3 separate regions of the Mus musculus genome follow, and regions 1 and 3 are each linked to region 2. A link is a loop called in an ENCODE intact Hi-C map of the cell type or tissue named here. Cell type or tissue: heart. All regions are shown on one strand.

What was found. A loop is a pair of places that touch in the nucleus more often than their neighbours do. Peaks named below come from ENCODE experiments on the same cell type or tissue, not always from the same donor. Only the 100,000 strongest peaks of a DNase experiment are listed, where the experiment ranks them.
Region 1: it touches region 2 in a loop (8-fold over the local background); 23 of 42 quality-filtered maps call a loop at or near these places.
Region 3: it touches region 2 in a loop (8-fold over the local background); 14 of 42 quality-filtered maps call a loop at or near these places.

Annotation. Positions count from the first base shown.
Region 1 is chr7:43,377,229-43,379,728 of GRCm38, reverse strand. No RefSeq gene overlaps it. Among named protein-coding and RNA genes, the nearest start is that of Siglecf, 27 kb to the right of the region's middle. In heart, a CTCF peak has its summit at 1,312 (motif pointing right); no DNase peak of the experiment used is centred here.
Region 2 is chr7:43,282,005-43,284,504 of GRCm38, reverse strand. No RefSeq gene overlaps it. Among named protein-coding and RNA genes, the nearest start is that of Gm35588, 30 kb to the right of the region's middle. In heart, no CTCF peak of the experiment used is centred here; DNase peaks (open chromatin) are centred at 1,134 and 1,444; H3K4me3 peaks cover 498 bases.
Region 3 is chr7:43,331,991-43,334,490 of GRCm38, reverse strand. No RefSeq gene overlaps it. Among named protein-coding and RNA genes, the nearest start is that of Siglecf, 18 kb to the left of the region's middle. In heart, a CTCF peak has its summit at 1,085 (motif pointing right); no DNase peak of the experiment used is centred here.

The DNA of each region.
Region 1 (2,500 bases), 95 kb before region 2:
CTTATCACAGTAATAATAATAAAAAAAAAAGCAAGCCAGCCACCAATCCATGTTTCTAACTGCATATTCTGAGCGCAAGGGAGTGAAGCCAGTCTCGGTGACCATCAACAGATGAGGATGTGTATACACACAGCAGAGTTATATTCAGTAGTAAGGAAAGCTAAAATTATGAAAATTCAGGGAAAGGGATGGGTCTGGAAAGTATTGTAATAAATGAGGCGATCCAAGCTTAGAAAGACAAAAATCACACGTTCTCTTGTCATGTTCAGACTCTCACTTTCAGTGTTTGTGTGAGAGTAGGTACAGATCGGAAGTCCAGTCAGGAGCTCCTGAGAGGAGAACGAGAAGATCTGAGGAGAATGTGAGCAAAAGGACACATACGCCATGAGCCTGGAAAAGGAGCAGACCGGGGAGGGCACGCGGAAGGGGAAGGGGAGGAGGACACATGGAAGGGGAAGGGGAGGAGGATACGAGGAAGGGGAAGGGGGGGTACGGAGAAGGGGATGGGGAAGACACCGGCAGGGAGTAGAAAACCAACAAAAACATTTATTTGAGAAACATTATAATGAAACTTAATACTTTTTATGCCGATGAAAGATACACAAGCAGATAGGGGGTCACTGAGATGATTCAGCAGGTGATCTTGCTTCCTGGTGACCTGAGCCTGATCCCTGGACTTCCAGGGTGGAAGGAAAGAACCATCTTCTGTCCTCTGACCTTCACAAGAGTGCCTTGGCATGAGTGTGTGAACACACACACACACACACACACACACACACACTCATACACACACACACTCAAACACACACACTCACACACACACACACTCATACACACACACACTCAAACACACACACACTCACTCACACACATACACACACTTACACACACACTCAAACACACACACACTCACTCACACACATACACTCACACACACCCACACACACGTAAAGAAATTAAAATCAAATAAATGAAAAAAATTAAACTGCTGAATTTCCAACTTGATGTGCCTTTGAGGACATTGCATTTTCATGAGCTGAGTACATTTTAAAAATTTGTGTTTTCCACATCATTATAGCATGTTATTGCCATGATTTCAAAGTGAACGTTTATTATTGTAGCTACTCTCCCCCTCCTTCCCTTCTTCCCTCTCTCCATTCCTCTCTGTCTGACTGTTTGTCTGTCTGTCTGTCAGTTCGTCTCTCTTTTCTCTTTCTTCCTTTCTTTGCAGCTAGAAGACAGTCTTTATTCAGTTGCACAGACCTGTGGTCATTAGAATGGTGAGCACGCTGCGCTCTGCTTATTCTCCTGTAGGTGGCAGTATAATGTTCGATCACATAAAAGGCTCTGGAATGTTACAAAGAATTGATTTGTCAGGAGAGTAGCTTAGCTTTATTTTGTTTAAGGCTTACACAATACAACACTCCCCATATTTCATTAAAGATGTTTATTAATGTGTTGGTTGTTAATATTGATAAAGTTCTGAATGATATTTCTTTTTGATTCCTTTCTTTTTCTTTTTCTTTTTTCTTTTTTTTTTTTTTTTGGACTTGCTTTTTTTTTTGTTTTGTTTTTGTTTTTTAAGACACAGTTTTACTATGTAAGTTTGGCTGACCTAGAAGTCAGTATGTAGACTACGTTGGCCTGAAACTCACAGATATCCACCTTCCTCTGACTCTCAATTGCTGGAATTAAAGGTGTGCACCATCACACATAATTCAAATGACTTGTTGGTAATTTAAAAAAAATTGTGTATGGTTGGTTATTTATGGGAAAATGGAAGCATTGTATCTCTTCATCCATGCTTTAGGGTATACCTCGGAGAGATGACGACTGTTGGGGTCCAGTGATCTCCTCACAAACCACAGGAGCACCATGGGTCTCCGTCAGCCAGGGAGAGTTTATTGAGCACACACTCCAGAAACTGAACCATGACCCTGAGTTAAAATTCGACAGGGTTTTAAGCCCAGAGTCCACAAACATCTGTGCCAAGTTATTTTACCAATCGTGATTTAGGGGTAGGGGATTTCCTTAGGAACATGTTTTTCTTGTACACTTATCCTGCTCCCATTGGTTGGGGTAGTCAACTATGGCAGGAGACTTGTGTTGTATAATATTTATGTCCCAACTCGTCTATCAGAATGGGACTGGTCTAACATCCACGTCCCAACTTGCCAGCCAGGATGTCAGTTATCCACATACATGTCTTTTTGTGCAGAGTAGGATGTCAGTTTCCAGGAAGGTCTTACAAACTTAAACTTTGCTAGACCATTACTCAAAATTGAAGTCTTATCCCAAGTAGTTTTCTATATTGGTGCAGGTGTCTCTAATGATGGGGTCCATCCCAGGGGCAGCTTTTCTTATACACAGGTGCAGGAAGTGCTGCTGGGTGGTTGGTTCAGGTCCAAGCTTATTGTGGGCAACTATACAAAGCCGTTCTACTGACTTCTATCATGACTGGTTTCCAAGAACACAGAACATAACAGACTATGTAATCAAT
Region 2 (2,500 bases):
CAAGTTTAAACTACATTGGTGGGTACATCAGAGAGGCAGATGCAATGAGATGGAGGAGATTTTTTTTTAGGCCCAAGATGCAATCTGACTACACTCTTGGCTTCTAGGTTCATGGAAGCTAGTGGTCAGCTAAGTTAATAGCTTCCTTTTAAAAATATTTTTGAGGGGCTGGAGAGATGGCTCAGAGGTTAAGAGCACGGACTGAGCTTCTAAAGGTCCTGAGTTCAAATCCCAGCAACCACATGGTGGCTCACAACCATCCGTAATGAGATCTGACGCCCTCTTCTGGTGCATCTGAAGACAACTACAGTGTACTTACATATAATAAATAAATCTTTTAAAAATATTTTTGAGACAAGATCTCTCTATGCTACACTGGAACTCACTGTGTAGATCTGGCTAGCCTCTAACTCACAGAGACTCACTTGCATCTTCCTCCTAAGAAATGGAATTAAAGGTCAGGGTGTCTCTCCCCCCAACCCCCACCCCCGCCCCATGTCCGGCAAGTTAATAGTTTCTAAAACGTTTTTATCTGTTAGTCACAAGATGTTGGTTCTGCCACAGAAGTGGGCCTGGGAGAGCTGTTCCAGAGGGCTAGAACTAGCCCAAGTAAGTCAATTGGCCTCTGAACCTGCAACATTGTAATCTTTCCACAGTCCTGATTATTCCAATCGGTTTCTGTAGATACAGCTTCTCCCAATATCACCTTGGGACTTGTGTTAGACTTTTACATTATCAAATGTGCCCTTTAAAAACCATACATTGGGGGCTGAAAGATATGGCTCAGTGGTACTTGTTGCTTGTCCAGAGGACCCAAGTTTGATTCCCATCACCTCCATGGTGGTTCACAACCATCTAACTTGTAGGGCATCTGACAACCTCTGTGGACCTGTAGATACCACATGTACAGACACACATGCAAGCAAAAACACTGATCCACATTTTAAAAAGTAAAAGTAAATGTTAGAATTCTGTCTAAGCTTCACCACAGTTACCTGGCAACAGACAGGTATGCTCCTCCCCACAATTACTTGACAATAGCAAGCATGATAGATCTGATATATCTGTACTCCCAGGTTCCTTTTCCTGAAGAAAGTGCGCATATGCCCACTTAGCGCCACCTCGTGGTCAGATCTGGAAATGCATCTAGCGCGGGCTCCACCTCCCATAATTCTTACTCCCTTTCCAGGTCTCTTCTCATCACACTTCTCACGAACGCATAACATCTAAAATCTATTCATTGGTTTTGCAATATACTCTGCCGTGAAACGCGGTGATGTTGAACCGCCAAATGCTGCAGATAATCGGCAGCAGGCGCAGAAGGGAACCGGTGGGATGGCCAAGGGTACCCTGGGCTTGGGTGGCAGAGCACTCCTCTTTGCAGAGCCTTACTGATAGATACAAGCCCATCACATTCGAAAGAAGCAAGCCCTCTGGGTCCAATAGCGAAACCCCCCCACCCCTAACTTGTGGGCCCCTGGGAGTTGTAGGCTGGTGGCTCCACAGCCCTCTGGGAGTCGTAGTCCTTTTGTCAGTCTATGATTTCCTGGGCTTCCCAGCCAACTTGCAACGAGTTCTGCCCAAGTGATTGCCTGGTTCCTCCTAGTGTAGTCTACCCTGTCAGAATTGAAGGCTTCCTTCCCTTCCCCTTCCCCTTCCCCTTCCCCTTCCCCTTCCCCATCCCCTTCCCCTTCCCCTTCCCCTTCCCCTTTCCCTGGATCTAATGAAGATCAGGCTATCCGTGAGCTATATGACAGAGGCTAGCCTTGAACTCCTTAAGACATACACTACAGTGCCTGGGTCTGGTCTCGGCCTTCTCTCCCAGCATTCTGGTAAGCTCCCTATGAGCAATGACAGCCCATTCTGTCTCCTACCCTGGACCTGACCTAAACAGCTTGCTCCTCAGCTGACTTGTTTCGATCAGTGTAGCCCATGTTGATTTCTGTCTCTCCAACCTGGGAGGGTGCATGAAATTACACCCTTCTCTGTCCTGGCTACAACCCCATGGGGGTGAAGCTGGGCTTAGGGGTATTCAAGTAGCTGTAAGAGCCTGGCTTATGGGCCAGAACTATCCTAGGGTTCACAAAAACACTCTCCAGAGCCATGAATGCCTTATTATGTCCAAAGGAAACTCCCATTTCCTTTCCAGAAACCAACTCCTTAGTCTTTCCCTCCTCACACACCTCCTGCCTCCTCTCAACTGGCCCAGCTGTCGTGAGTGCAAATGTATTTGAATCTGCTCCTCCATCTCCCTCACCCAGTTTCTTCTTCCAGATTTTGAGTGAGTCCCCTCTGCTTTATTTCTAGAGACCCAGACTCTCCTGGTCTCCTTTACAGCATCTGCCAGGTTCTGAGTCACGTTGCACCACTGTTTCTGTCCTTGTTGCTCTCTGCTCTATTCACACTCACACCGAAGAATCCTGTTACAGTATAGGTCAGGGATGGACACTTGGCAGGAGCCTGGCCGAGCGAGCATGGAGCCCTAAGTGCAGTTCATGTC
Region 3 (2,500 bases), 50 kb before region 2:
GGTTGAAGAAATGGTTCAGTAGTTACAAGCAGTGGTTGCTCTTGCAAAGAACTAGAGTATCAATTCCCAGCACCTACATACTAGCTAACAAACACCTTTAATTCCAGTTACAGGGGATCTGATGCTCTCTTCTGACCTCAGTGGGTACCAGACACACAGGTGATGCACGCACATACAAAAGAAACACATATACACGTGAAATAAATAATTGATAAATTAAACAAAATTATTTTAAAATAGAGTAAATAAATCAAGCAGAGGAGCGTGAGATACAGAGTGACATAACTGGCTGGAGTTCACATGATCAGCAGGCAGCCTGCTCAGGCTTAACACTTGGCAGTTGGACTGCAAAGTCAGGTTGTCAATTCCAGGCCCTAGAGAAACACTGTCCTGGTACTTCACTAAATTAAGAGCCCAGCTGTTCCCTTGGCACTGGACACTCAGAGTTGTTTTGGTGGACCACTTACTGTCACTTGAGATTCTTTTTCTCCTCCTCTTCCCCCTCCCCCTTCCCCCTCCTCCCCCTCCCCCCTCCTCTCCCTCTCCCTCCCCCTCCTCCCCCTCCTCTAGGGACTGGGGTGCATAATTTACACATCAAAACAGATCTGGCCTCCAGGTTCTCCCAGCATCCCTCAGTCCCTACTTGGCACACCCTGCCCTCAATCCTGAACTTTCCAGCCCCAGGCTGGGCTGCTCATATCTCAGAGGCTCCACCCTATATAATCTGGACATTTTGGTCTCTCCTCCTCCTCTTCTTCTTCCTCCTCCTCCTCTTCCTCCTCCTCCTCTTCTTTCTCCTCCCCCTCCTCCCCCTCCTTCCCCTCCCCCTCCCCCTCCCCCTCCTCCTCCTCCTCCTCCTCCTCCTCCTCCTCCTCCTCCTCCTCCTTCTTCTTCTTCTTCGTTTTTCGAGACAGAAACTATTCTTCTTTTAGGTATCCTTTAGTCCTGAATCCCTTGCCTCTCTCTTCCATTCACAGCTACTCTCCATTTTGTGTAAGAACATCCCGAATGAATTCGTTCTAGGTAAGTGTATTGCAGGTAAATCCTAGAAGTGTGCAGGTGAAGTGCCTGTGGAGAACAGAGGAGGGCGCCAGACCCCTTGGGCTGCATGGAAGGCAATTACAAATGCCCAATGTAGTCTGGAAACCGAACTTGGGACGCATGGAAAAGCAGCCAATGCTCATGATGGCTGAGCCATCTCTCCAGGCTGTATTTTCTGTTTCTTTTTACTTTCTGAAATAAACTCTCATTTTTTAACTCCCAATCTTTCTAATTCTTTTTACAAGAAATGTGAGGGTTTAATTTTTTTATTAATTTGTTTTACATCACATACTTAATATAATTTTATATTAATTTTTAATGGATTTAAAAATGACATCTAGGAAGCCGGGCGTGGTGGCGCACGCCTTTAATCCCAGCACTCGGGAGGCAGAGGCAGGTGGATCTCTTGAGTTCCGAGTTTGAGGCCAGCCTGGTCTACAAAGTGAGTTCCAGGACAGCCAGGGCAATACAGAGAAACCCTATCTCGAAAAAAAAAACCAAAAAAAAAAAAAAAAATGACATCTAGGGCTGGAGAGATGGCTCAGTGGTTAAGAGCACCGGCTGCTCTTTTGAAGGTCATGAGTTCAAATCCCAGCAACCACATGGTGGCTCACAACCATCCGTAATGAGATCTGATGCCTTCTTCTGGTGCATCTGAAGACAGCTACAGTGTACTTAGATATAATAATAAATAAATCTTTTTTAAAAAATGACATATATTTATCATATGCCTATTCTCTGCACACACATGATGCTACTTGCATGTGGAGGTCAGAGAAAAACCTTTTTGGGTCAGCCTAGGGCATCAGGATGGGTGCCAAGTGCCTTTACTACTGAACAACCTCACCAGCCCCTGCTGTAGTGGTTTTGATTCAAAAAGCCTTGGAATATTTACAAGTGTAATTTTCAGAATGGATACTATACACATTTAAAAAAAAGAAAGAAAGAAACAGCATGAAACTCATTCTGTGTAAAACCTACTTCTCTTGTGTTGCTTCTTTGTTTTGATCTCTTCAGCAAACGTGCAAATGTGACTCAAAGCCAGCCGGTCCTCCACACTTTTCATAAAGAAAACAGCAGGGTACAAATGATCTGACTGGGGAAATGGGAAAAGCAGGCCCTCCAGTTAGGGACAGGGAGGGAGGTAAATACTGAAGGAGCATAAAATAATGGTCAGGATGTGTGAAAAAGTCATAAGGAGTCATAGTATAAACTATCTACCTAAAAAACTCTATGATACATGTCTTTGTATAGGTGTGTGTGTGTGTGTGTGTGTGTGTGTGTGTGTGTGTGTGTGTGTGGTTTAAATGAAATGTTTTCATCTAGGCTGAAAATACCACCTCCAAGAGCAAAAGACTGTCCAACAAACCCCAATACTAGGCATGATAGGCCCTCTTTTGAGTTGTGGTTAGGGTTGTCTAAGAAACTTCCAAAAAACATCACAGGCTATTGCATCACT